3 separate regions of the Mus musculus genome follow, and regions 1 and 3 are each linked to region 2. The links are chromatin loops, found by intact Hi-C in ENCODE. Cell type or tissue: left cerebral cortex. All regions are shown on one strand. Each heading gives the region's core, and the rest is flanking DNA. Links, peaks and the distances in the headings are about the cores only.

The links. Peaks named below come from ENCODE experiments on the same cell type or tissue, not always from the same donor. Only the 100,000 strongest peaks of a DNase experiment are listed, where the experiment ranks them.
Region 1: a loop joins it to region 2, with 4 times the contacts of the local background. A loop is called at or near these places in 9 of 42 quality-filtered maps.
Region 3: it touches region 2 in a loop (2.5-fold over the local background); 2 of 42 quality-filtered maps call a loop at or near these places.

What each region holds. Positions count from the first base shown.
Region 1 is chr5:71,501,780-71,513,098 of GRCm38, reverse strand. Cox7b2 (cytochrome c oxidase subunit 7B2) reads left to right here. Exons shown (of 3, transcript NM_030052.3): 2 at 9,586-9,648. Among named protein-coding and RNA genes, the nearest start is that of Cox7b2, 41 kb to the left of the region's middle. In left cerebral cortex, for the core only: no CTCF peak of the experiment used is centred there; no DNase peak of the experiment used is centred there.
Region 2 is chr5:71,694,480-71,705,297 of GRCm38, reverse strand. Gabrb1 (gamma-aminobutyric acid (GABA) A receptor, subunit beta 1) reads right to left here and starts at 5,366. Exons shown (of 9, transcript NM_008069.5): 1 at 5,203-5,366; 2 at 4,918-5,009; 3 at 4,426-4,493. The coding sequence starts at 5,282. Gm38562 (a long non-coding RNA gene) reads left to right here and starts at 3,590. Exons shown (of 4, transcript XR_868471.1): 1 at 3,590-3,627; 2 at 3,724-3,922; 3 at 6,013-6,106. In left cerebral cortex, for the core only: a CTCF peak has its summit at 4,095 (motif pointing right); DNase peaks (open chromatin) are centred at 4,208, 4,540, 4,933, 5,376 and 1 more place; H3K4me3 peaks cover 2,673 bases; H3K27ac peaks cover 2,261 bases.
Region 3 is chr5:71,973,684-71,981,683 of GRCm38, reverse strand. All of the region lies in intron 4 of Gabrb1 (gamma-aminobutyric acid (GABA) A receptor, subunit beta 1), which reads right to left. Among named protein-coding and RNA genes, the nearest start is that of Commd8, 190 kb to the left of the region's middle. In left cerebral cortex, for the core only: a CTCF peak has its summit at 4,646; a DNase peak (open chromatin) is centred at 4,900; H3K27ac peaks cover 2,105 bases.

The DNA.
Region 1 (11,319 bases), core at 1,635-9,634, 190 kb after region 2:
ATAATAGTATTGGATTCTTTTCTTGTGTAGGAGGTACAGAAGTCCTTGTGTTAAAAGATAAGCACTGGGGAACCTAAATGTTAAACACAGTTGTCTGTTCAAAAGGAGGGATGTATAACCTGTTACCTGTGCAGAACAGTAGGAATAGACATGGTAATCTGAGATATCTATGTGGCCAAGACAACAATAGATCCTCCTAGACCCTTATTCTGAGTTTGATTTTTCTCAGTCAATATATAGAGCTCATCTTTATGGAAGTTGTTCCACACATTTTACAAAGACTTTTGATGTTGTTGCATCTTACTTATTAAGCTTCTTTGGTGCTTTGTTTTGGACATAGAATTGAGTTAATTATCACCTGGAAGGTTTTCACCAAATTGTGCTGTTGTTTGTTTGTTTGTTTTGTTGTTTTTTTTCTGGCTGTTTTTTAAAAAAATTTTATTAGATATTTTTTATATACATTTCAAATGCTATCCCGAAAATTCCCTATACCCTACCCCCACCTTGCTCCCCTACAAACCCACTCCCGCTTCTTGGCCCTGGCATTCCCTTGTACTGGAGCATATAAAGTTTGCAATACCAAGGGGCCTCTCTTCCCAGTGATGGCCAACTAGGCCATCTTCTGCTACATATGCAGCTAGAGATACGAGCTCTGGGGGTACTGGTTAGTTTATATTGTTGTTCCACCTATAGGGTTGCAGACCCCTTCAGCTCCTTGGGTGCTTTCTCTAGCTTCTCCATTGGTGACCCTGTGTTCCTTCTTATAGATAACTGAGCATCCACTTCTATATTTGCCAGGCACTGGCATAGCCTCATATGAGACAGCTATAACAGGGTCCCTTCAGCAAAATCTTTCTGGCATATGCAATAGTATCTGGGTTTGGTGGTTGATTTTGGGATGGATCCCCGGGTGGTGTAGTCTCTGGATCATCCATCCTTTCGTCTTAGCTCCAAACTTTGTTTCTGTAACTCCTTTCTGGGTATTTTGTTCCCTATTCTATGGAGGAATGAAGTATACACCCATTGGTCTTCCCTCTTCTTGATTTTCTTTTGTTTTGCAAATTGTATCTTGGGTGTTCTATGTTTCTGGGCTAATATCCACTTATCGGTGAAGATGCAGCAATATCTCTCCTGGGCATATACCCAGAAGAAGTTCCAACTGGTAATAAGAACACATGCTCCACTATGTTCATAGCAGCCTTATTTATAATAGCCAGAAGCTGGAAAGAACCCAGATGTCCCTCAACAGAAGAATGGATACAGAAAATGTGGTACATTACACAGTGGAGTACTACTCAGCTATTAAAAACAATGGATTTATGAAATTCTTGGACAAATGGGTATATCTGAAGGATATCATCCTTAGTGCGGTAACCCAATCACAAAAGAAGTCATTAGATATTCAAAGCTTCTGTAAGGCAAAAGACATCGTCAATAAGACTAAAAGGCAACCAACAGATTGGGAAAGGATTTTTACCAGTCCTAAATCTGATAGGGAACTAATATCCAATATATACAAAGAGCTCAAGAAGCTGGACTCCAGAAATTCAAATAATCCCATTAAAAATGGGGTTCAGAGCTAAACAAAGAATTCTCAACAGAGGAATACCGAATGGCTGAGAAGCACCTGAAAAAAAAAAGTGTTCAACATCCTTAATCATCAGGGAAATGCATATCAAAACAACCTTGAGATTCCACCTCACACCAGTCAGGATGGCTAAGATCAAAAATTCAGGTGACAGCCACACCAGTCAGGATGGCTAAGATCAAAAATTCAGGTGACAGCAGATGCTGGCAAGGATGTTGAGAAAGAGGAACACTCCTCCATTGCTGGTGGGATTACAAGCTTGTACAGCTACTCTGGAAGTCAGTCTGGAGGTTCCTCAGAAAATTGGACACAATTGTGCTGTTCTTAAATGTACCTAAAATAAGTAACTCAGTAAGATTTCCTAAGTTTGAACCAACATTGGCTACTTAGCTGTTTTGAACTAACTTCCTTTTTATCTTCTGTGGATCATTACTATGCTGGCTGAGGTTGTTGCAGAGATGCCCCCTGCCATGCACTCTAGGGCCTATGACCCATCTCGTCATAGATTTTGGTTCCTTTGTGTCTGACCCATCTTATGCGATGCAGCTTAGATCTAATCAGAAAATGGTTTGTTACTCCCGTGACATCCATAAAACTGTACCAGTGGGACTATCTCCCGAGGCCACTTGGTGGTGGAACTTGCAGGTTCCAGAGCTGAGTGATATTGAGGCTTGTTTTGCTCCTCTAGAAGTGTGTATAGTACCTTGCAGCACCGTGTGTTCTAGTGAATAGTAATGAACTGTAGCCACCTGTGGCCACACGTATTGGGTTCCTGAGGTGAAGGCAGGAACAGTAAGGGAGGAAATGGCAAGAGAAGAAAGGAGACTAAGACAGATTTCTGATCAAGGCCCAATGTTTACTAAGAGTCTGTACTTATAAAGTGGGAATGCCAGGCTTCTTGATGCTTTGCTGCCAAGTTGTTAGCACTTAGTCTGCTAGAGCTGTTAGCATCTCAGGAATATCTCAGGAAGACAAGTTCTGCCTCTCAGTGGGTAGCATCTTGGAGAAGAGCAGAGCAGGTGACAGAACAATAGACAGAAGACTCCACCCTAGGTGGTCTCATTCACAGTGGCAGAATAGGTCTGTGTGAGCCTGCTCAAGGCTGGGGGAGGCTACAATGAAACCCCCCACCCTGCCACCAAACCAAAAATCAGTAGTCTTGACATAAAGAAATAATAAACATATTAAAAGAATTGAAGGTAACAGAATATGGAAGATCTTCCATGCTCAACAAATGATAAAAATAGCTACTGTGAAAAATAGCCATTTTACCAAATACGATCTGCATACTCAGTAGGATTCCTATCCTAGTTATACTCATTTCCTCAAAGATATTGAAAAATATCTTGTATTTTACTTAACACACACACTCACAAACGATAGGCAAAACAGTAATAATAAATAAAAATTAATGGAGGTGTCTGCATTCCCGATTTTCAGGTATACTACAGTGCCATGTTTATAAAGACATCATGCTATTGGTATGAATACAGACCCACTCTGCCTTCAGCATCCCCATCCTTCAGTTGACATGGATTCTGTATCTGGCTTCTCTCAGTAAAGCATAAGTTTGAGATCTGGGCATAAGTAATGACTTTATGAGGACGATTCCAGGTACTCAGGAAATATGGCTTGCAATTTACAGGACTATACCAAACTTCAAAAGCTTTGTAGTTCAAAGGTAACAACAAAATGGAAGAACAGCTTTCCTAGCTATTTTTCTGACAGAAATATTACCTGTAGCAAACTATGTATTAAAGATCATTAAGAATGGTCTGTGGAGATTAACTAAATAGATTTTTCAAAGGAAGAAACAATCACTAATAAACAGTGTTCATCATCTTGAGGCATCAGGAAAATGTTTGTGCCAACTATCACTAGCCTTGCTTTATGTGTGTGTTTCTTTTTAAATACACACAAACACATGCTTTTTTTTTTTAAACAAAACAAAACAACAACAACAAAAAACATCGAAGTCACAGACAATAATACGGAACATTCCTGAATACATCTTACAGCTTTTTTCCTTGAAGCAATCATCAGCGCTCTGTATTTAGGAACATTAAATGAATTTCAATAAATATTTAAAGGCAATGTAGACCGTAATATCATTAACTAAAAGCACAAAAATACATACAAGTTCGCCAATGTATAGACCACCCAAAGTGTGAGAATGCATAAGGAAGACAGAGAGATTACTTTGCACTGGGTTTGATGACTGAGGGTTTTCACTGCTCTGGTCTTGGATCATGGCATTGCTCTATGCTCTGGTCTTGGATCATGGCATTGCTCTATGCTCTGCTCTTGGATCATGGCATTGCTCTATGCTCTGCTCTTGGATCATGGCATTGCTCTACAGTATATTGAATAACTGAAAAATGCCTAAAGAATTGATTTAGGGGTTACAAATAAATTTTACTGAGTAAATTCATAAGTTCAATAACAAATTATGAAAATGAAGTATATATGCGTATGTGCATATGTGTACATGTATATTGTAGCTGTGGTCTTGACTATCTCAGGGATAATGATTATTAATCAGTCAGAATAAAAAATAATCTTCAGACAAATGGCCAGTTCCCAAGTTAGTATAACAAAAGTATGGATGTTTTCTTCAGTATCTTGTAGTGTAAGAAGTAAGAAAATACAGGATTGAAAAGACAATTGTCATAATAGCATAGGAGACAACCGGAAAATCATTTAATGACCAAAGTTGGAACTAATCCAGGAATAAAACAAACAATAAATTTGATGCTAGCACAGAGATTAAAATAAAGTAACTGTGAGTCATCCCTGCTATTAATAATTTATTTAAAAAGAGAGAAAAGGTAGTTCATTTAATAAATTAGAAAAATATAGGGAATTGTGATAATACCACTTTAACATGTGGCAGGCAATCTCCCCTGTGTTTTATGACTAGTGGGAAACAATAAGAACAGAACATGGATGAACTAAGTCATCTTCGCAGTATACCTATTAATTACATCAATTTTGGAAAATTCTGATACCAGCTTACTCAAACAATAAAGACATATATCATTGGAAGCCATGCATATTACTATATCATTAACCTCTTGGTGTAATTTTCTGAGAAGTTTACAACAGTTTCTTTTGTGATAGTCTCACTAAAAGGTATTACTTTATTGTAATTTAAAATAGCTCTAGTTAAAATTACTGCATATGTTCTACAGAATAACTAGTCAGTACTTGTACAAAATATGACCTCTGGCAAGGCATGGTAGACATGCCTATAACTCCAGAATTCAGGAAGCCAAGAAGGGAGGGTGATGAACTGGAGACCAGCCTGGGCTGCATGAGGAGACCCTGTCTCAAGAAACAAACCAAAAATGAAAGCAAAGTGAAGACCCAGAGACTTGGAGATCAGAGGATCCTAAGGAGAAGTAGTGAAAAATTAAAAAAAAAAAATACTGACTGCCCTGAGAACATGGGCCCCGGCCCCGGGCCCCGGCCCCCGGCCAGATGGCCTAATTCCCCTGAACTTTTGGGAAAAACAACCACAAAATGTTTCAATGTCCCAGGTGCCTTGAAGTAAATATCCGCCCCTAGACTTCCCCTATTTCCTCTCCAATCCTCCCCCTAGGTTGTGGTTTTTGCCTTTATAAGCCTGCTGGAAAATAGGGTAGTAGTCGGACTCCTCTACCCCTACGTGGTGTATGGGTCTCGACCTCAGCATGCTGGTTTGTGTGCCATTAAAACCTTGTGTGTTTGCAGCAAGCTTGACTGTTGTGGCTTTCTGGGCTCGCGATCCCTGAGACTTGATTGAGGGTCTCCCTTCGGGGGTCTTTCAGTAGCAGATAAATAAAACATGGGTCCTGGAAAGGATCTTAGGATGGGAGACCATTTATAGAGAAATGGGTAAATATCAAATCAAAACTATTTCATTTAATAATATTAGATTACTATTAAGATCTTGCACTTTATATAACATGTTAATGTTAGAAGAAATTAATGAATGAATATTCTTTGCAGCTTTTCCTCCCATGTCAGGATGTGTTTCAAATTTAAGAGCTAAAAATGCCATTAAAATTAATTGAGGTAATGAACGGGCAACAAAGCAAATCGGGAGGAACTGATTGACTCCTTAGGCCTCAAGCACTAGAGACCTACGGTAGAACTCCTGTTGCAAAGGACAGATTTGTATTACTGCTACATGAAAATGCTTTTTAAAATTATGTTTATCAAATATGAATACTCATAATTATACACATAATGAAGAAGTAGGAGAAAGGTTTATACTTGAGATGTACTTTTAAAACAGTGACTTAAATACCTCTCTGTTTTTTATCTAACTTGTGCCTTTATGTAACTGAGAAGGCCTTGCTCACTAAATCTTCATTAAATGAGTGGAAGAAAAAATTGTTTTTAAAGCACTCTAGGAAAATAGGATCCAAGCATAGATAAATCTAGATAAAGGCTGAATACTAATCACTTTAGGGCATAGCAGTCTTTGTTTGTGTCATGGTACTTTATAAATAGTGTAAGTTTGTACACAGATTTTCAATGTTACAAAAAGCAGCAGGGAGCTGCTTTCACTGAACAAGACCTAGCCAGCTCAGGACTTTGAATATAATACTTCCTTATTAGAGGAACTTGTATTGATCTCTTTTTTTGTTTTATGAAAAAAATAAATTAAAAGGCAACCTAAGCATGTTGTACAATAAAAAGTTTAAAAATAGGTTATGGTAGCTACTTAGTAATTAAAATGAGCCAACAGTGATTCTGTGTTTTTAGCCAGTTTTGAAATACCAACTTTCAAAGACTTATAAACATGAAGTATCACAACTTTGGCACTAATTGGGTCTTCTAAGGCTTTGAGTAAGACTGAATGTCATTTACTTTAGCAGTTAACAACTGACTAGATTACAAAGCCCCATTACTTCCCACAACTTTGGCAAGATACATCATCGTTGGTAAGATTCAGCCGAGAAGCTTTCAGTTGAAGAACTAGGATTATTAGTGCGGGAGAACCTACAACGGAAAGAAAGCAAATACTTCCTGGCGTGTACTAGTCCCTGTGGAACATCAACTCCTTTTACCATTTGTCTTAGGAAGTGGGAAGAAGAACCTTAAAGACAGAAGGACGTGGTCAGACCTTCTTTCTTACAGCACCCCTGATTGCTCAGTACCTGGAAGCTTCCAGTCCCAGCCTGCCATTTTCCTTTGCCTCTTGGAGAAAGCTAGCAATCTCTTTCTTGAAAAAAATAAATAAATAAAAATAAAAACCCTTGATTTCTTTCTGACTTCATTGCCTTTTCTTGTTTCGCATTTTCTTTGCTTTACATATCTCCCTGGCCTCTAAATTTTGCAGCCGCCTAGGGTTTAATGTTACTTTCTACTGGTACATAACAAATTACCATAAACTTGGCATTTTAAAATAACACCCATTTTATAATCTCAGTTTTTATGGAGCAGAAGTCTAGTCGTAACTCAGCTGAATCCTCGCTTATGACCACACTCAGGCTGTCATCTGCAACTGGGATGTTACCTGGAGAGCTGAGATTTATTTCCACACTTGCTTGGATTGTTGGAAGAATTTATTTCCTTAGGGCCATGGGAGGAGCTTGTTCTTTGGAATCTGGTGACTTTGCAAATGGGCAGCTAGAAGCTGTCCTTAGTTCTTATTTATTCTGGTTCCCTGATGTGTATTTACTTTGGAGAAATTGTTTAAGGCTATAGTAATAAGGAAATAGTGTAATTATAATGGTAATTTGGTGAATTATGTCACTACTCTCATTTTATGGGTTATAAACAAGTTAGAAGGTTTGCCTTCACTCCAGGAGATGGGAGTCATAGTGGGGTGTGAACACCAGAGGTTGAAGAGAGTGGGCCACTCTGAAGCCTACACAGTCTGTGGATAGGTCTCTGCTTTATCCTTCTCTCTTGCCTCTCACTCATGGATCTCACGTGTTTAAAATTATGCCTGCTAAACAACTTATATTTCACAAACTCACTGCAGCAAATCAGTTTCTCTAATCACCTGATTTTTTTTGTACCACTAATTCCAGCTGCCCTTGTTCAGATTAAAGACATGTGTATCATCCCATACTCTGTGTTCTTTTACAAGTCATATCTACAAATGAGAAAATTTTGTCCCTTATTTTTCTGAACTATTTCCTCTTCATCAAAGTTCTTCCTATTTTATTGTCTGCAAAAATTACGTGCTTAGTTCTTTTTTTTTCTTAATTTCTTTTTATTGAGTTCCAATTGTTGTCCTTTGAGTGAGTGAGGAGGCACCCTTCCAAGTGTAGGGCCTTCTACTGGCCATTTCTTGCTACTGGAGACCTCTTTTCTTCATATGCCTGTTCCCGAGTCCACTCTCTCTCTGTGGGGAGGGACATATAAACGGGTTCTTACTGCCCTGTTCTTGCTGTTGTTGTTTGTTCCCAATTGCCCTAACAATGCTCACCTCTTTATCATCATGACGCTTAGCTGTCTTAGTACAACACTGTATCGTATGAGTTCTTGTTTAGGATCCCCATTCCTTGCAAGAATGTGGATTGCATGAATGCAAGCACTTTTGTTTTTTTCCTAGTCCTCAAACTGTGTCTGGAACACAGGCGTTTCTTGAAAACTACTGGGTATCTGAGCAGGTGAGTGAGTAGGGAAATGCAGTTGCTCTTTCCTATCTCTGAGTCCTTAGCCCTTTGCTTTCATCCAAGAATCCTAAGTGCTGGCGGAAGTGTAATGGCATCAAGTTTTCAGTTTTGTTAATATCTTGGCTGTGTCTCTGTCATCAACTGAAATGTGACCTTCAGTTGCTAGTATGCCTTTTACTCTCCATTCCAGTCCTAACGGGGACTAACCTCTTCCTTTACATCAACTATCTCCAGATGTGTTTCTAGGATGGACCACCGAGAACACTAGTGCCACTGCTTTGATTTAGCTTTTTGCAGGAACTCACAGCTTTTCCTGTCAGATTATATTCTGTTCTGTGTTGCTTTGGCTGTATGGCACTTTGCTGAAAGTCTCAGGACAAACCCCAAGAAGGATATAAAGTAGGTAATGGCAGTTTTCAGATTCCTCATTCAACATATCTTTCCTATCGAGTCTTCTACTCTGAGGCCAGTGCCTTTCCTGTTTGTTCCGTGTCCTCTTATTTTTTTGCCTGTTCACATTTCCCCACACCATGTTAACATCTGCTTTGTGGAAGAGAGCTTGCTGTCACTCAGGTGGACTTCAGTTGAAACTATTAAGTAGATGTATGCATTTCCTTCATGTTATTTCACTTCAAATCTTTGCTACTTCTATAAAATGAAAATATTTGATTTCCATAGCATAGAGGTATTAGTTTACTCATAAATTGATTTTAGGGCACAAATGTAAAAGAGACACCTCCAAGTTTCCTAAATTTCATCACTATATGAGGTGGATCTTGGCAGTAAATCTTTTTGTTTGTTTGTTTTCGAGACAGGGTTTCTCTGTGTAGCCCTGGCTGTCCTGGAACTCACTCTGTAGACCAGGCTGGCCTTGAACTCAGAAATCCCTCTGCCTCTCTGCCTCTCTGCCTCTCTGCCTCTCTGCCTCTCTGCCTCTCCTCTGCCTCTCTGCCTCTCCTCTGCCTCTCTGCCTCTCCTCTGCCTCTCTGCCTCTGCCGCCCAAGTGCTGGGATTAAAGGTATGTGCCACCACCGCCCAGTGGCAGTAATGTTTAATGCCTGCCTGACTACAGGTGGTATCACTCAGGAGGTTCCTTACAGATAAAACAGTGATCTCAGCTGGGGCTGAGAAACACTTTACAAGCCCCTGTCCCTAGAACCATAGGCAGACAGGCATGACATGACGTCTTGCCCCGTACTTTGCTTACATTTCATGTTTGAGTCATTTCATAAAATTTATGTTTCTTGGGTGCCCTTTGTGTGCAAACATTGCTTTTAATGGAGTACTATTGTGACCCTTTGTGGGTAGCATAGCCTATTTCCCTGTTGTCATTTTCTGTTTCTCTGAAAACTCACATTGATTTTTCTTCTGTGCTTTTAGGCAGCTGAGTCAGAACTTCTGAGGAGAGCGTCTGTTCTTGTCTGTTCTCGACTGACTTTGCAGGTAATGAGAACATTAGAGAAGTGGGTTAGAGCGCTCTAGATTAGGATTCCATTGCAATGTCCTGTTTTGAATAACATTTAGAATAGTGTATCTGCCACATGGCAGTGGTTGTAGCTACCACTTGGTAAGACTGAGGTAGGACAATCATAAATTCAAGGTCCGTCTAGGCTACTGTGTAAATTCCAGGTGTGAATTCAAGTCTGCTAGACCTGCTTACAGAACTTTTTTTTTTTTAACACGTTTCTTAAATTTTATTTCTAGTACTCATGTTTCCTTCCAGTACTTGAGAGTTAGGAAGGTCAGGACTTCAATGCCATCGTTGGCCACAAAGCAAAATTGAGGCAAGCCTTTACATTATGAGACTGTATCTACCAAACCAAAACAACAACCAAAAAATTGTAACACTCTAACAAAAAGTAAGACTATTACAAAGAATACAAGTAAACCAGAAAGTGTTAAGCGCAAATGTGTTGTCGGATATTTGTTCGGATATTTGATCACATTGTGAACCCCAAGATGTGTACTGGACAAACCTTGTTTTGGTGTGGCTCAGTCCTAGCACACAACTTTCATCCAAGAGCTTTCTGTTATTGCTTACAGAACCTTTGAGGGTGAAGCACAGTTAGTTGTACAGTGCTTTCTTCATATTAACACAAACCCACACAAAACACATGCACACACACCCTCTGTCTCTGTCACACACTCACACACATCAAATCATACTTCCTTTTTAAGGGGGGGGGCTGGAAGGAATTAAAAGGTCCCTCTGATAGGGAGTTTTTTTTTTTTTTTAATTTACATTAGTAATATATTTTAAACGTCTGTGCTCATCAAAACATGTTATGTCTTTATGTTAATGGTAATCAGTCTAACTACAGGGAGAATAAGAGGTTGATGTGAGTTAAGTTGACACAATGTTTCCAAAATAAACATTTCCTAGTGGAGAAAAAACTTTCCTTGATAGACTAGCTTCCTAGTGCTAACAGTAGGCTGCAGAAGAAAATCTGTGTGCTGTCAGTGAGCACGTACAAGAGAGGAGCACTTAAAAATAGTTATACAAAGGTTAAAAAATAACAACCAAAAAGCCAAATGACAAAAACAAACAAACAAAAAAACCCTTTCTTTTCAGCCAGCCGAGACCACTAAGTAGAATAAAATGTCATCCATCATTTCAGTGTTAAGAGCGCCCCCTGGTGTGGTCATATAATCATGGTTCTGTGGAATTTACGTGGCTTTTAGAATCTCCTTGTGCTATAAGATAGTGATGATCTTTCTTTTCCTGCTAGCTTGGCCAGCAGGTATATGGTGTATAATTTTCCACAGATGTGCAGTCACACATTTTTCTGGTGTCGATCCCTGCTCAGATATAGGATCAGTTTGAAAGCAGAATATGAGAATATGTGATTTCTAAAGTTCTTTATCTCATGTTAACATGCCATCCATTGTGCAATTATGCATACTGATATTAATTATTAAGGCACAACTTTGGGTGGGGAATAAACCTTGTTATGGGAAATTTCTGTTAACAATTCTGTCTTGGTAAATTGATGGGCATTTTACTAGTTAAACAAGAGAACTCAATTATGTTTATCTTTTAAGAAATTTACCTTGTGAAAAAGACACACATACTGAGACTTTCTTAGGAGCCTGCTGTTTCTCTGCAGCTGCTGA
Region 2 (10,818 bases), core at 1-8,000:
CAGGAAGACATCAGGTTCCACTGAACCACATCCTCTTGTTTATCTTTAATTACGAACTAATCTTCCCTTTGAGCACAGCCACCTATTAGACTAATTAGAAAGTAACTTCTTAGAGAAAATTAAGAGGGGAAAAAGGGGGGGAGTTCACTTTTACAGACAATAGAATAATATTCTTTAACTTCGATATTCAAAGTGCTACCTGAACAGCAGCAGTTGGCACCTTGATGGAGAACTAGGAAATATCAACACTCTGGTTCCAATCCCGAACCTCAGATTCAGAATTTGCATTTGGCGAGCCTCAGGGTGATCGAGGTGTGCCTTTAAGATTAAGAAGCTAAGGCACAGAGGAAGAAGGATTCCTGCAGGGAGAAATTCTGATAGGTGGTTCTTTTCTTGAGCCAACGGGAGAATGTACCAAGCACCTATGGATTCTAATATTAAAGTAGCAACACCATGGAATATAAATGGATATCTGTTCAGTTTAATTTGTTTTATGCATCATTTATAAAATCCTGTCTCTTTCGTCCCCATCATTGTGGATGCTGTTTGTGATTCGTGCAAGATCATTCACCTATGCACCTTCAGAAATGTGAACACAGGGATGAGGCCACCTCCTGCAAGCATGGCTTGTTCTGTGCCTGAGCCTGAGTCAGAGATCTTCACTATAGCCTTCCACATGTGTACACTTAGGCCATCCTGTCTTTAGCTCAAAGGAAGAAATTGTATTTGGAATTGCTTCTTGATGATAGCACCTGGTTTTTGCATGAGAAGGGACAGTCTGTTGTAGAAATCAGAATGGGAAAGCTTAGCTCTTTGGTTGTTTGCATTCAGTGTCACAGCTAACCAAGATACTACTCAAAGGAGAAAATTTTTGTCCAGTACTGGCTCTTCTACTGAGCACAGGGTAGTTATTTTATGAGTAATTGCTAGGAACCCTTCCCTCCTTTCATTCTACCTGCCTCAGATATGTTTGTACGTGTGTGTGTGTGTGTGTGTGTGTGTGTAGCACTTCATAAAAATTCTAAAACTAAAAAGATGTGAAGGGTTTAATGTACAAATAAATAGAAAACTGGCATTTTTTGTATATAAAAGTTAAGAAAACAGTAGCACTATATGGTTACTTTATATCACCACAAAGTCTATAGTGAGAAAAAAGACTTTTCTTTTTGAAATGTTAATTAAAACCTTAAAAGAAATCTTGCTTTCAATTATATATAATGCATATATATATATATATATATATATATATATATATATATATATATATATATCTTCCTACATTAGAATTATTCTCTAAAGGTTTTAATTCACTGCTCAGGACAAATGACATATTTTTCTCATATTTAACTTAAATTAATTGGTAACTTATGCATAAAAACATATCAATGGTGCACTATAATGTAATCACAGTAACACATCTTAGGATTTCTGGCAGATAGTCTTTGCCAGAATAGTTTCTTTTTCTTCCCTTAATTTTGGTACACTTTATATCCTTAAATCTAATGTTTGTTTAAAAGTAGTCCTGGTATGATATTAGCCTTCAAATGGGCAATAAACAGATTTTGAAACATATCTTACTTAGACTAGTGCAAATAGGACCAAAATTAACAGAGCCCTAGTTCTCTAACCCTTTAATGCATAATTATATGCCATGTTCTCAGCCATAGAATGGGTTATAACAATAATGACCAAAAATGTGAACATTAATTAGCAATGTTGTAGTAATGGATTTAACTTACATTTCATTGACTACTAGTTGTGTTATTTTATTGTTAATTCTTATTTTGTTTTCAATCTGTAGAAAATTTTCTGTCATATAATATCATGCAAATTAGTGTCCATCAAGGTACAGAAGCATGCTTAATAACAAGCTAAACATCCTATTTCCCACAGACCTTCAGTTCTACTTATAGTGCCCCAAGCATGTTGCAGCTAATTCTCTTCTTAGTAAGTGGTTAGGGCAGCACTAACTATCCCCGCTGTGTGCATACATTCTCTCAACTCTTAAAACAAATACTTTCGGAACTTTCATTTTCCTGGGTTATTTCCGGTGTATTTATTTCCACACTTTGTCATAGATGAGCCACTAAGTTAAGCCCGAGTCTTGTCAGTAGCTGTCATTAAAAGGAAAAGAATACCCAGAGCAAGGGTTCTAACTTTCCAGCTTTCAGTTGTCACTATCTGCCTCTGTTGCTGATGTCACAGTGAAACACAATGAGTATTTAGGTAAAGGGCATTATCAAAGGCTCATTTATGAGTGACTATTGAAAAACAAGCACACCTGTCATGGAGTAGTGAGCAAACAGACTATTGCTCAGTCATTAGGAGAAGTTGTTCTATGCCACCACATTTACATGCATCCTTTCTCAGCTTGTCTATGAATCCACTTCAGTGACAAGGCAGAGCTTCTTGTTGTGTAGTTTATATAATCAGTATATAACACAATGTACTTTATAATATAGTTAAAAGAATGCTAAAAGTATGTATATAGATTGTGTGTAAAGGTCTCTGTGTGTGCTGCACACACACATGTGCATGCATGCATGTCTGAATTTGGAGTTGGGAGTCTACCTCAGGGCCTTTCAGTTCTGGAAATCTAATTTACCCTAACACAGTGACATAGACCATGTACAGAGGCACAATTTACCTTCTGGGATCTCTGAATCTTCTATATTATAAATGATCTATGGAGATATTTACACAATGCCCTATAAATGACTGAACAGGGAAATGTTATCATTATGTATCTGCACTGGCACTGATTGTTAAGCGAGTACATTGTGCAATGTATCTGGTTGCATTTGCAGTCATGGGCCACAGTTGTTCTGTATGTGGATCTAACCGTGCTCTTCTGAATGTTTGTGAATAGTTGCTTTGTGGTAATAGCATGCATGTAAACAGTATCAGTCTCTTAAACGTCTTTGTTTATTAAAAAAAAAATCTACTTTCTAAATCAAATTTTAAAAATGGATTTCTTTTTCAGTGTAGTAGTAGAAAAACACTTGAAAATATTATCTGAAACAATCCAAGACATTATAAAATAGCATTTTAGCCAAACCATTTAAGACAGCGAGTTTCAACTCTGCCAACCCCAACCACACATTTTATCCATATACCACCCGTTGAATGATCTATAAATGTATGTATTGCTTCCTGGCCTAATCTAAAAGATGAAAAAGGAAAATTCTTAAACCTTAGCATATTACAATAAAAATGCCCCACTAGGAATGGGAGGAAGAACAATAAGTGTTACAGAGAGAATATCCGAAAGGATCCCAGTCTAAGTTACTCAGCGTATCTAAATCTCTGGTGCTGGAATTAGTTCCCTTTTGGGAGTGGATAAAAATGACCTTTTGTTCCTGTTGATCTTGCTGTTCCCTGGGTGGTGGGTTCTAGAAAAGCAACAGGCAATTCCTTCCCTGGGAACTCTCACAATTAGAAAAGGGCTTCTCAGGGTGAATGGAAACAACCAACAACACAAGAGGCTGCTCTGACTTGAATCCCTTTTACCACAGCCCCAGAGAAAAGAAGTGCTATGAAGACGGGGGGGGGGGGGGGGGGGGGAGGAAAAGAGGGAGGGAGGGAGGAAGGGAGGGAAGGAGGAAGGGAAGAAGGGAGAGAAGGATGGTAAAGTGTAGATCCCTTAAAATTAATGACTAAAATAAACCAGCCCTCCCCCACCTCAGTCCTATTAATCATCAGATCTCTATTTTTTCTGCCCAGATTTCTAGACGAAAGCCAAGTCATATGACTCGCCGATTCTCCTCCAACTTAAAACTTTCAAGCTGCAGGAAGACAAACACATGAACCCTTGCATGGGTCCAGAATGCCTAGAAGCAAGCTTGGGCACTTCTGCTGTTAGCAATCCTGAACTGTTCATCTCAGCCTGTTGCTCTTGCCACACACTGCGCTGGATTCTGTGGTAGGGAGGGGACACTCGCGAGCCCAGCCAGCCTGGTGGCTGAGATGGGTGGGTTGGGGCTTTCAGGCTGCTCAGCTGTGGAGATTTTGGGGCTCTTGTCTGGCCACAGCTGGCTGCGAACCCCTGGTCCGGGGGAACCCACTGTACACCACTTGGCCGCCGGCAGATGGTGCCCTGCACAGCCCGACAGTCGGGGAGACCCGGCTAAAGTAAGGCTCAGACTCCGCCCCAGCCAATCCACCGGCGCAACAGTCCCCCTTCCTTCCCAAAATAGTGCGGAGTACGTCTCCTTCGGAGCACTGCGGTAGCCTGTGTGTGTGTCGAAAATACAAACTGTGGGGCGACCGACAGTGTGTGTACTGGAGTGGGGCGTACGCGCGGAGTGGGGACCCTGGGGACCAGGGCCGAGGTGACCACCAATGAAAAGCAGAGGACGGGGAACTGGTTCATTTCTCATCTGCGTAAGCTCGGCCGGCCGCCGAGCCCTTGGGGAGGCCACTCACCATATTCACTTCCGAGACCATGTCTATGCTGGCGACATCGATCCGCATCCCGACGTCCACCGGGGGCCCTGCCAGGGAGGTGGACCACAGCAAAGACAGTCTTTGAGTGGCAGGGAGCTGAGGGGACATTGGGGGCTTCCCAGATCTTATTACAGACTAAGCAGGCTCCCTCCCTACCCCTTTCCTGTTGTAGGGGACAGCGGGAGAAAACAGGTGTGGGCACACGCGTGATGCAGTGACAGTGCAGAGGGTGTGTCGGCTTGAAGAGAGGGACAGCTCAGCCTGAGGATACGTCCACCTGAGATTGGGGATAGTGCGTGGTGTGTGTGTGTGTGTGTGTGTGTGTGTGTGTGTGTGTGTGTGTGTGTGCGCGCAGGGCGTAGTATTGCACGTTTACAGGAACGGTAAAATGGGGAAGGAGGCATTATATCTGACAGAAAAGGTGAACTAGGGATGGGTAACAGGTTGAAAAAAAAAATGAAGAAGCATTACCTCCAAAGTCCGGCCGCAAGCGAATGTCATATCCTTTGAGCAGTCGGTCCACTGTCTCTTTCACGTATGACATGTTGCTGGGTTCATTGGAGCTGAAGGGAAGAAGTAGGGACCGTATTCAGAAAGATCACAAACTGAAAACAGACATAAAAAAAGATCCAGGCACACCTACCCCCAAATAACAAGATACATGATCCAGCAGGCACGGGAAAATAAAAAATAAAAGAAGAAGAAGAAAATCACCAAGGAAAAAAAAAGAGAGAGAGATTGAAGCAGGCAGCTCACCTGTGTGCACAACAAACCATAGCAACCATCACGGGAAAAGAGAGAAGCCCCAAACTCTCTCGATTTTGTACTGTCCACATTCCTAACTCTGATGAAAGAATTGTCTTTTCTGCGAAGATTCAAGGAATGCAACTTAGTCGGCGGCTGGGCAGTAATTCCCGAATGGACCTGCGCATGCGCAGAGGGTACTCACTACCAAAAGACACCTTGTGCCTTGCAAACAATATTCCTAGTGGAACAGGCAACAGATTTCAATCCCTTTAAAGTTCCTGTCTGAGGTGCTCCGCGTTCTCTGGGTAGTCGAATACAACCTGCTGTCTCTATGCAAAGGAGCCAACGTGCCTGTGTGTGTGTGTGTGTGCCCAGTTTTCCTGAGCTGTGGTTTGCTGTGTTCCTTTCCCTCCTGTCCTAAGCTTGAATTTTTTTCTTTTTCCTTTTCTTTTCCTTCTTTCTTTTCTTTTCCTTCTTTTTTTTTTCTTTTTTAAAACAGGGCTTTCAATGATCTGGCTAAGGCTGTCTGGCATCTTTTGTTGACAGTTATAGAGGTCCTAGAACAAGAAGTCTGGAGATGGTTCTCTGGTTGTCTGTAGAAAAGATGGGGAGGGTGCTGGGGAGGGGAGTGGGCAGAGACTGCCCGGCCGGCCGGCCCGGAAAAGGAGTTTGGGGGTGGGGAGGAGGAAACACAGGGAGGGTTTGGGAGTCTTGTCCTCTCTTCGGAGGTTATGAAGACAGCTGCTTGCTTGTGGAATTGGAGGGGGGGGGGGGGGAGGAGAGAACTGACTAACTTTTAAATGTATGCTTTTCCTTTAGCTCCCATCTCCATCAGTCCACTTGGAATGGGAAGTGAAGAGAAGAAGAATGAAGCAACCCTGGCAATCAATCTTTTTTTCCAGGACCTTTGCTGGTAAATCTTGTAGGTTTTAGTCGCCCAAGCTTTTTGCTTATAACTGTCAGTGTGCTAGCTCCTGTTCTTAATCCCTAAATTGAACACTGAACATCCTCAGTCTAATATGCCTTATGCAGCCCGGGAAAAGCCAATCTTCTTTCAAATAAAGGGAAGTTAGGAAATGCAATTCAGTACATATCACTAAAAAACATGTTAGGTGGTTGGAGATTCTGGGATGGATTCATGCCCTTTGTTAAATAGCATATATCAAGTCTTCATTTGATACTAGGTATTCTGAAACTTAGAGTAAACTTTTCACAAACCCCTTACAAAGATAAGCAAAAAGAAATCACTTCTTCCTGATATTGTCTGTGTAAACTGAAGAATTATTACCAAACCAAGAAGCACTAAAAATTACCTTAGAGGAGAAGAAAAAACAAACAAACAAGCAAACAAAGAACAGAAGACAAAGCTTTTGTCTGGCAAGGAAGGGGAATTCTTCTTGAGGGAGAACAGTATGTACTAAATCTTACAGACTGGAAAAAGTACTTCTATAACTGTATGCAAAAGAGATCCATTGTGGGGGGGGGCGGAGAAAGTGATGGTGGATGATGGGATGTGGAGGAAAGTCGAGGAGATCATTTAGATTCAGGAGACACTGAACATTTAAGTAAGAGTTAATTTTAGAGAAAAAAAATCTGGTAGAACAGTTATAAGGATCATTGACATTTCCCACTTGCTATGTCATTGTTCTTGTGCATACAACACGGGTCATCTCATTCAAACCTTGCAACAACACAACAATAGAGATAATGAAGAGAGGGCTTTAGACTACTGAATTCAGTAGTTAATGTCACACTGCTAATAAGTAGTGACATGTACATTTCAACCTAGAATCCTTGGATACTGCTATTCTCTGCATTATATAGCACAGACCATAAAGGCAAGAATTAGATAGGAGAAACAAGAAGACAAGGAGGTTATTGCAGAAGGAAAGAAAAGAAGATACTGTTTAGTTTGGAGAGAAGTAACAGGTACAGCCTTCCTAAAGTATAACAGAGACAACCAGAGGTTACAGGAGTCACGAACTAGGCACATATGAATGAATCCTCCTTAAAAAAAGTACAGTCATTTCAACATGTACTGAACTTAACATTCTCAAAAAGATAGTAACATTAATTTTATATTATATTTGAGCACCATAAAACCCTTAACCCTCAATGCTAAGTCTCAGATTCCTTAAGTTTGCTTGAGACGATGTCGACTTGTTCTTAAAACACATATGAATCTTCTTTTAGAGGGTATAAGAAAAGATTCATTTACATCTCAAGGTCCTGCTGAAACATGGAATCTGCTCTGTACAACTCTGCAAAAGCCACACGGCCACACACAAGCCACTTACAGGATTACCACATCCGTAGCTGTGCATTTATTTTTTTTAGATGTTTACTGAACATTTAGGAGGTGCCAGCCTTCATGCTGATGGTGTAGCAGTAAACAAAATAGTGTTCAGTTTCTTTTCTCACCTGTGGAGGGTATAAACACACACAAGGCAGAAAAGAGATATTTGGTTGGGTGCTCACTGAGGCTGCTCATTTAACTTGTACACAATTCATTAGAATGTGCACTTTCTAGTTGATTATAAATTCCTAAAATCCTTTGTGGGTAGAAAGCATCTCCACTTTAGCAAGGTCTGCTTAAGAGCCTTGACTTCACTATTGAGTCAAGGTGTGAGTTTGGATATTTTAACCCTAGTGTTATGCATGCTTCTGCCAGATCAATCCTACTGGGTTTTGCTTTGAAATTATACTTTCTGATTAGACAAAAGGACAATCTAAGAAATCATGTGATAGTGGTTTTTTCATTTTTATTAGTGTCAATAGTATAAAATATGGTTTATTATAACATTTCATATGATAGCCACCACTTATCATTGGAATACTGCTGAAAATGCAACCAAGTTTGTCTTAGCTATGTATGAGGAGGGTCTCTCAGAAGATAGTTTCTCAGGCCTTCATACTCTGGAAATTGTCTGGTTTCCTGAGTAGTTTGCATCTTAATAACAATAAGTATCTTAAAACCCATTGTTTTGATCACTGGGCATGTTAGAATCATATATACAGCTTAGCTTTAATCATTATGCAAGATGTTAATGACCTGCATTTTGATACATTGAATTTCTCCTTGATGTTTTAGGAGTCTAAATTTAATCTTCCCTCTTCACACTTTACTAATTTAAAAACAGATATGTTGCACTGAATATATAGAGTTTGTAAGTTGTCTTGGAACTGCGAAATAAATAAACCTTAAAAACTAAAAAGAAATAAGTTAATAATTGATCCAGATGCTTTGGGGAGGTTTTTTTTTCCCCTCACAGCCTGAAAAAGGCAACACTTCCTTGTCTTGTGAAGTTGCTTGTTTCTTCCCAACACCTTTTTCTCCCTTCAGAGCTCAACCCAATTAAAAAAAATATGTCTCTGAAACCCTGAAGGCCAATGACAAGCACAATTCTATTTCCTTCTGTCCAAACTCTTAGAAGAAAATGGAAGAACCTTAGAAATTAGCATCTAGGTAGAAATAAAAGTAATTAAAAACATATTCACAAAACACTAACACCTCTAACACATATTCTTAATATTTCTTTAGACAGACAAAAACAAGGAAAAATTAAAAAAAAAGCTATTCTATTATAGTAACTTTAAAAGTTCTAAATGAATCCTAAAAGCTGGGGAAAAGAAAGAAAGAAAAAAAGAAATAGAAAAAAGAATAAAAAAAAGAAAATAGAGAAAGAGGAGAATGTAAGAATTGAAAATTGTAACATCTTATCTAGACTTAAGGAGAAGTTAAATACAAATTCAGAATCTAGTTCTAAAGTTTAAATGCAATAGTGGGAGGTAAGAATAAGCCAGGACACACGCTCCACTATGTTCATAGCAGGCTTATTTATAATAGCCAGAAGCTGGAAAGAACCAAGATGCCCCTCAGCAGAGGAATGGATACAGAAAATGTGGTACATTTACACAATGGAGTACTACTCAGCTATTAAAAACAATGAATTTATGAAATTCTTAGGCAAATGGATATATGTGGAGGATATCATTCTGAGTGAGGTAAGCCAATCACAAAAGAACTCACTTGATATGCCTGCACTGATACGTGCATATTAGCCCAAAAACTTAGAATACCCAAGATACAATTTGCAAAACACAAGAAAATCAAGAAGGAAGACCAACGCGTGGATACTTCATTCCTCCTTAGAATAGGGAACAAAAAAAAAAAAAAACAAAAACAAAAAGAAAGAAAGAAAGAAAGAAAGAGAGAAAGAAAGGAAGGAAGGAAGGAAGGAAGGAAGGAAGGAAGGAAGGAAGGAAGGAAGGAAGAAAGAAAGAAATATAGATAGATTTGGGAACATCTGTTTTTAGGATGTCAAGACATATTTAACCTATACAAATGGTAATATCCTGTTGCTTGGGTCTTCTGTAAAGATAGTAGTAGAAGCACATATAAGGCCAGAGGAAAAGTTAAATACAATAAAAGTCTATAAGGTAATTTGTTATTCATAAAACAATAATTTGTTATATGTACAAAATTTTAAGACTGGTAGAGATAAAAATAAAAGATGAAATGCAAAACTTCAGAACGTTATAAAAGCCGAGCAGAATCTACTTTTGATCTTGTTTCATAGAATAAAGTTTAGTGTGCAGGGGCTGGAAAGATGGCTCTTCATTGATTGCTCTTCCAGAGAACCTGAGTTTGGTTCCCTGCAATGACATGGTAGCTCACAAACAACAACTCCTCCGCCTCCTCCTCCTCCTCCTCCTCCTCCTCCTCCTCCTCCTCCTCCTCTCCTTCTCCTTCTCCTTCTCCTTCTCCTTCTCCTTCTCCTTCTCCTTCTCCTTCTCCTTCTCCTTCTTCTTCCTCTTCTTCTTCTCCTCTTCCTCCTCCTCCTCCTTCTTCTTCCTCCTCTTCTTCTTCTTTTTATTTTTTGTTTTTTGTTTGTTTGTTTGGGTTTTTTTTGAGATAGGGTTTCTCTGTATAGCCCTGGCTGTCCTGGAACTCACTTTGTATATCAGGCTGGCTTTGAACTCAGAAAATCGCCTGCATATGCCTCCTGAGTGCTGGGTTAAAGGCGTGCACCACCATGCTCCGCTAGCTTAAAACCTTCTTTATGGGATCCATTGCCCTCTTCTTGTGTGTCTGAAGATAGCTATATGCATTCTTATACAAATAAAATTAAGAAAATGTTTAGTGTGTAGGATCATCTGAAAAACAAAATATTACAATCAGGATTTTTTGGTATCTGGTGGATATTTATTGTGTTTCACATACAGGTTTCAAGGTTACTCATTTCCCCATTCACTTATGGAATGTCTGTAAGGAGGATGTGGTTTGAAATTATACAAAAATAAGCAATAAATGTGTAAAAACATCCCAAGTAACCAGTATATAATACAAAAGAAATACTGGGGAAGAACATTTATTATTTTTCATGTGGCCCTAAAGTCTAAAGAAGATGCCTTAATAGAGCTAAATTCTTCCTTTAGACATTATAACACACTGAAATGTGATGCGGGGAGGGGCTAAGCCAGGGGAGAAGCATCACTAAAGGTTTTAAAGTTGAGGGTGATACAGTAAGTGGAGGTAATTGATGGAGCTTTGAAGAGAAGTTGTATTTTCAGTAGAGGCAGGAATGTGCAGTAGAGAAGAACTGGGAGAGAGTTTGGTGATGA
Region 3 (8,000 bases), core at 1-8,000, 280 kb before region 2:
CAATCATCCATCCTGACCAAGTAGGTTTTATTCCAGGGATGCAGGGATGGTTTAATATACGAAAATCCATCAATGTAATCCATTATATAAACAAACTCAAAGACAAAAACCACATGATCATCTCGTTAGATGCAGAAAAAGCATTTGACAAGATCCAACACCCATTCATGATAAAAGTTCTGGAAAGATCAGGAATTCAAGGCCAATACCTAAACATGATAAAAGCAATCTACAGCAAACCAGTAGCCAACATCAAAGTAAATGGAGAGAAGCTGGAAGCAATCCCACTAAAATCAGGGACTAGACAAGGCTGCCCACTTTCTCCCTACCTTTTCAACATAGTACTTGAAGTATTAGCCAGAGCAATTCGACAACAAAAGGAGATCAAGGGGATACAAATTGGAAAAGAGGAAGTCAAAATATCACTTTTTGCAGATGATATGATAGTATATATAAGTGACCCTAAAAATTCCAACAGAGAACTCCTAAACCTGATAAACAGCTTCGGTGAAGTAGCTGGATATAAAATTAACTCAAACAAGTCAATGGCCTTTCTCTACACAAAGAATAAACAGGCTGAGAAAGAAATTAGGGAAACAACACCCTTCTCAATAGCCACAAATAATATAAAATATCTCGGCGTGACTCTAACGAAGGAAGTGAAAGATCTGTATGATAAAAACTTCAAGTCCCTGAAGAAAGAAATTAAAGAAGATCTCAGAAGATGGAAAGATCTCCCATGCTCATGGCTTGGCAGGACCAACATTGTAAAAATGGCTATCTTGCCAAAAGCAATCTACAGATTCAATGCAATCCCCATTAAAATTCCAACTCAATTCTTCAACGAATTAGAAGGAGCAATTTGCAAATTCATCTGGAATAACAAAAAACCGAGGATAGCAAAAACTCTTCTCAAGGATAAAAGAACCTCTGGTGGAATCACCATGCCTGACCTAAAGCTTTACTACAGAGCAATTGTGATAAAAACTGCATGGTACTGGTATAGAGACAGACAAGTGGACCAATGGAATAGAATTGAAGACCCAGAAATGAACCCACACACCTATGGTCACTTGATCTTCGACAAGGGAGCCAAAACCATCCAGTGGAAGAAAGACAGCATTTTCAACAATTGGTGCTGGCACAACTGGTTGTTATCATGTAGAAGAATGCGAATCGATCCATACTTATCTCCTTGTACTAAGGTCAAATCTAAGTGGATCAAGGAACTTCACATAAAACCAGAGACACTGAAACTTATAGAGGAGAAAGTGGGGAAAAGCCTTGAAGATATGGGCACAGGGGAAAAATTCCTGAACAGAACAGCAATGGCTTGTGCTGTAAGATCGAGAATTGACAAATGGGACCTAATGAAACTCCAAAGTTTCTGCAAGGCAAAAGACACTGTCTATAAGACAAAAAGACCACCAACAGACTGGGAAAGGATCTTTACCTATCCTAAATCAGATAGGGGACTAATATCCAACATATATAAAGAACTCAAGAAGGTGGACCTCAGAAAATCAAATAACCCCCTTAAAAAATGGGGCTCAGAACTGAACAAAGAATTCTCACCTGAGGAATACCGAATGGCAGAGAAGCACCTGAAAAAATGTTCAACATCCTTAATCATCAGGGAAATGCAAATCAAAACAACCCTGAGATTCCACCTCACACCAGTGAGAATGGCTAAGATCAAAAATTCAGGGGACAGCAGATGCTGGCGAGGATGTGGAGAAAGAGGAACACTCCTCCATTGTTGGTGGGATTGCAGGCTTGTACAACCACTCTGGAAATCAGTCTGGCGGTTCCTCAGAAAATTGGACATAGTACTACCGGAAGATCCAGCAATACCTCTCCTGGGCATATATCCAGAAGAAGCCCCAACTGGTAAGAAGGACACATGCTCCACTATGTTCATAGCAGCCTTATTTATAATAGCCAGAAACTGGAAAGAACCCAGATGCCCCTCAACAGAGGAATGGATACAGAAAATGTGGTACATCTACACAATGGAGTACTACTCAGCTATTAAAAAGAATGAATTTATGAAATTCCTAGCCAAATGGATGGACCTGGAGAGCATCATCCTGAGTGAGGTAACACAATCACAAAGGAACTCACACAATATGTACTCACTGATAAGTGGATACTAGCCCAAAACCTAGGATACCCACGATATAAGATACAATTTCCTAAACACATGAAACTCAAGAAAAATGAAGACTGAAGTGTGGACACTATGCCCCTCCTTAGAAGTGGGAACAAAACACCCATGGAAGGAGTTACAGAAACAAAGTTTGGAGCTGAGATGAAAGGATGGACCATGTAGAGACTGCCATATCCAGGGATCCACCCCATAATCAGCATCCAAACGCTGACACCATTGCATATACTAGCAAGATTTTATCGAAAGGACCCAGATGTAGCTGTCTCTTGTGAGACTATGCCGGGGCCTAGCAAACACAGAAGTGGATGCTCACAGTCAGCTAATGGATGGATCACAGGGCTCCCAATGGAGGAGCTAGAGAAAGTACCCAAGGAGCTAAAGGGATCTTCAACCCTATAGGTGGAACAACATTATGAACTAACCAGTACCCCTGAGCTCTTGACTCTAGCTGCATATGTATCAAAAGATGGCCTAGTCGGCCATCACTGGAAAGAGAGGCCCATTGGACACGCAGACTTTGTGTGCCCCGGTACAGGGGAACGCCAGGGCCAAAGGGGGGGAGTGGGTGGGTAGGGGAGTGGGGGTGGGTGGGTAAGGGGGACTTTTGGTATAGCATTGGAAATGTAAATGAGCTAAATACCTAATAAAAAATGGAAAAAAAAAAAAACATAAAATTCATTCTTCAGTAGGGGGACATCTAGGTGATTTCCAGTTTCTGGTCATTATAAATAAAGCTGTAATGAACATAGTTGAGCAAGTGACCTTGTGGTAGAATGGAGTGTCTGACACCAAAGCAGTCACAGAAACCTTTGACCATTCTGTCCTGCCTGCAAAGTGTTCTGGGCAATGGTAGGCCAGAAGATGTGGGAGTGGCTATTCTATGTCTAATTCAACTAAAGGCCAACTCCATGAGAGAGATCCCATGCTCAACCCTGCTTGGATGAGCAGGAACCAAAGACTAGACAGCTAATAGCCCTAGGGTAGGAACAACACAGATGGTCTAAAAAAAATTAAAAACCAATGAAATAATTCCCAATGATATTCTGCTATCCTCATAGGTGCTTTGCCCAGTAGTCATCAGAGAGGTTTTCCCCAGCAGCAGGTGGGAGCAGATACAGAGACTTTACATGGACAGTGTAAATTGAAGGTCTCCATTAGGCCCCTCCCCTCAGAGATGCAGGAACTCTAGAGAAGAGGGAAAGGGAAGATTGTATATGTCAGAGGGGATGGCAGACACCAGGAGAACATGGGCCACTGAATCAGCTAAGCAGGGTACATATGGGCTCACAGAGAGTAAAGCAGCGATCATGGTGCCTGCTGGGGTCTACATTAGGTCCTCTGCATATATGTTATGGTTGTTAGCTTGATGTTTTTGTAACTGTGGAAACAGGTGTGTCTTTGACTCACTTACCCACTCTTGGGATTCTTTTCCTACCATTGGGTTGCCTTGTTCAGCTTCAATGTGAGGGTTTTTTTTTGTTTTTGTTTTTGTTTTTTGTTTTTTTTTGACTGTTGTCTCTTGGAGGCCTGTTTTTGTTTTTGTTTTTGAGGGAGAGTAGCTCATCAAGGGAGGGAAACCGTGGTCAGGATGTATTGTATGACAGAAGAATTTATTTTCTATTATAAAAAAAAGAATGATGGTTTCAGACTAGGACCATATTATTTTCCCTGTCTACTACAGGACACAAGATTGTATCTGGAGACTCTGTTGGTAGTCATGAATGAGGTAGATGTCTAGCTGCAAGGGAACAGTTAAGCATGTCCTCACATGGCAGAGATTATTCTGCTGTACACAGCAATAATGCCAAAGTTCAAAATCCTGATTTATGGGTTTGAATTTTGGATTTAATACTAATCATAATATGAGTAATCTTGGAAAATATTTATCTTCTGAATCTTAGTTTCTTGATCTACAAGATGAAGGGAGGATTGGCATCATTTTTAAAGGGTCAAATAAAATAATGCAAAAATACACAATCAAGAAGAATGCATCATACACATTGTTTGCAATCAATAGCCTCTTGGTCCTAGGATGATGGAGGGTCATTTCAGAAGCTATTTCTGGGGACCTACAAATTTGGAATTATAGGCATCTAGCCTGTACTTTTCCAGAGAATTCTACTTTTATTTGTTTTGTATACTGAATTTCTATGATAGGTATTATTGAAAAAGCTGTTTGACATTCAATTAGCAGAACATATAATTCTTATTTCAAGTGTGTAATGGCAGTCTATAATAAGAAAGCCTTTATTGGGATTAAATCATTTCTTTGTGTCTGCTGTCACAGGGACTAGGCTAGCTAGCATTTACTTTTGGTTAAGGTTTGCCTGAGCACAACAACTTGAGAAGAAAAAAAAATACTCTATTTAGTTACATTTCTTATATTTTGCTGATTGTCTTCTCAACACAAGCATTGGAGTGCATCAAATGAAAATACCGAGACATTCATATTTCAAAACCACCTTTGCTCCTCCTAGTGCTGACAAAGAGCAGAAGTCTCACTTTCTCAGCTTCATGCATATGGTAATCATGTTGCTTTCCTTTGAACTAGATAATTGTAAGAATCACAGCCTATCTAAAGCCTGTGCATGTATATTTATGTTCCCTTGCACGGTTACACGTGGGATCAGCAGACATACTACTGGTTCTGTTGGTTTAAATTAAATTCCTTAATCAATCCCCTGAGAAGTGTTATCAGGGAGCTAACTGCCGAATATGCATGAATCTTTTATGAGCCTCATTCTAGAACAGCTTCTGGGAGGCCTGCAAATGGGAATTTTGTACAACAAAAAGGAGCAGCTGCCATCAGACTAGCTTCTGGCTGCTTCCCCATCTTGGTAACCTAGTAACACAGGCTTGGCACGGCAGAACAGGTTCATCAGCGTTTTCCTGAGGGAAATCTCCTGGCACTCCTCTCCCTTAAGAGTAGCAGAAGCTAACATCTACTCTTGGCTTTCACATGCCAAGACTTTATTATTATTTACTTCCCAGAAGAACTTATGCGTAGTTATAACTGTCATCATCATCTGCATTGTTAATCTAGGAAGCTCTTCCTTAAATAAATGGGAAACTTTTCCCTAGGCCAGTTAGCTTTAAAGTAATCCAAGCGAGAGTAGGAACGACCACGATTTGACTTCTGAACTTCCCCCAGAGGCCCAGGTGTTCAAGGCTTGGTCATCAGGGTAATGTTGTTGGGATGGGGTGCATAGCCTCATTAAGAGGTGGGGTCTAGTGGGATGTCTTTGGGTCATTACAAATGTGAATATGAAAGATATTGTGGGACCTGGGGACTTGCTTATTTCCCTTTGCTCACTGGTCATGATATGAGCAGTTCTCATTCATGTGTTCTTTTAGTGATGGACTACATTGCTATAGGTACAAAGTACTGGGTCATCCAGCCATGTACTGGAACCCTTAATACTGTAAGTGAAAACAAATCTCTCTCTTTTCCTCTCCTCTCCCCTCCCCTCCTCTCCCCTCCCCTCCCCTCCCCTCCTCTCCCCTCTCCTCTCCTCTCCTCTCCTCTCCTCTCTTTTTTCTCCCTTCCTCTCCACTCTTCTCCTTTCCCCTTCTCTCTTCTTTTTTCTTCTCTTCCTGTTTCTACCATTTTTCCTCTTCTTCTCCTCCTCTTCCTCCCTATAACCCTCTGATACTCGTATCTAAGTGTATGAGTGTGTGCACAACGGGAACATGGGTAAGCCAGGTAACACCCTGGGTGTTATCTTCTATAACTCTCCATTCTATTTCCCCCAAGGCAGACTAGACTAGATTGGGAGCTGAGCTCATTCTTTGAGCTAGGTTAGTTCATTATTATGCCCTTAGAATACACATTTCTCCACGCTGCTTCATGTATGTAAAATTTGAATTAGTGGTATGAGCACCTATGCCTGGCTTTTGATGTGGGTATTTTGGGTTTGAACTCAGGGTCTCATGTTGGCAGAGCAAGAGCTATGTCCCAAAAAGTCACCTACCCAGTCTGTAACCTTTTCTCTGTATAAGCTGAGTGTCTCAAGCATATGTGATGGTGATTTAGAGATGGCAACATAGGAAGCACGATTTTTTTTTAAATTCCAGTACTCATGGTCTTAGACACTGCTAGAAATTACCTATTTCAATTTAACCTTTGACCTTTTATCTGCCCCTGAAATGCAGTGGCTACTTAAGCCCCACGTTTGCAGGTCAACTGAGGTGGGGTAAGTTACAAAGACACAGACCATTTTGAACTATTTACTTCTTGGTGACTGTCTCATAATAGTTGATTCAAATATATAGAGATATTTCTCTTATCTTGTACTGTCCATCTTGGCAGGCCTAGGGCTCTCTTGTCTTTATTTGGACAGAAACTAGTTGAAAACAAACAATTTAGGGGAATAACGTTCTTCCATGGCTAATAGAATTTTCCTTTAGATGAAAAAAAATGGCCATTTGCATGTCAGCTGTGACCAAAGAAAAGGGTTCTCAAATTCCCTGCCATGGGTATAGCTGTCAGTGACATGGTGCTTGAGACACCATAGCTTTGAAAGTGAGTATGGATGAATGGAGTCCACGAATTCTCTAATTTTTCCAAGAAGTGAGAGTATTCTGTTGTCCAAAACAGCTATTTATTGCCCTTGAAGTGTTCTGCAGAGCTGGTGTCTGCCTGTGCACTTAAGGCCCCTCTTGGTCCTCAATTTTAAAACAGTTGTGTAGGCAATAATCTTCTCCATATGTTGAAGTTGAACTGGGGGTGATGCGATATTTACAGTGGTGAGGATAGTGCACACGGAGAGGAAATACCACTTAGGCAGCAGGAGGCAGTTGGATGGAGCACCTGCCATATTTAATACTGCATAGGCAGCTGCAGAAAATAACCTCCATCTATACACAGATGACTTTGTACTCCTTAACAGAACTCAGCAAATTGTCTCTAATAATTACATGATCCCAGAGGGAGGGTGATGATAATGGGCTCAATGTCTGTAGATGGCCATTTTACTAAGGTAATTTAATTACTAATTGTGATTCTAACATTAATTGATTTCTTAACAACATGCCAGCAACTTTGTTAAATATTTTTTATATACACAACAACCTATATGCAAATCCCTCTAAGATGGTATTGTTCTTTTTGCCTTTTATATAATTTTTACTATTTATTAATGAGATGGGCTAGCTTTGTTTTGCAGAAGGGATTAAATCTTGGCTGGAGATTGAATATTGTAGGATACAGAACACTTTTGATATCATTCAACGTTTACCAGTATTTTTTATAGCTGTGATATAATGGTGAGAATATGATATCATGTAAATAAGCACAAAAACGGCTGAAGCTTGTTCAGGGCCATTCAAAAATTGAAGTTCTGTCTATCTCCAAGCCAAAACTCACTTAATTTTCAGCAACCCAAACACCAATATTTAAAATAGAACATTCAAAGCCAAAGAACACTAATTTGATACTTACATATTAGTCTTAATCTTTACATCACAGATTGAAAAATAAAACCTGGGGCTTCCTTGGTATTGTTAAGTAAATTTCATTGGCCAGAAAACTGACAAAAAGCAGATTTTAGACCTGAGGCAAGAATTTACATTTCTTGCTCTTAAATAAAAACCCAGGGAAGAAGAGAACTCAAAGGCAAGGAGAGATGGGCTACTTTCCATCTAGGTTAGGTGGATGGAAAGTATATTCATGGGGTTTGGGGAAACAGCACAGCAAGTTAAAGCATTTGTTGCAAAGTTTGATGACCATAGCTGAATCTCAGTACCCATGGAATAAAAGAGAGAATCAACTTCCACAAGTTTTCCAGTAACCTGCACATGAATATTGTTGGCATGATCACCCATATATACA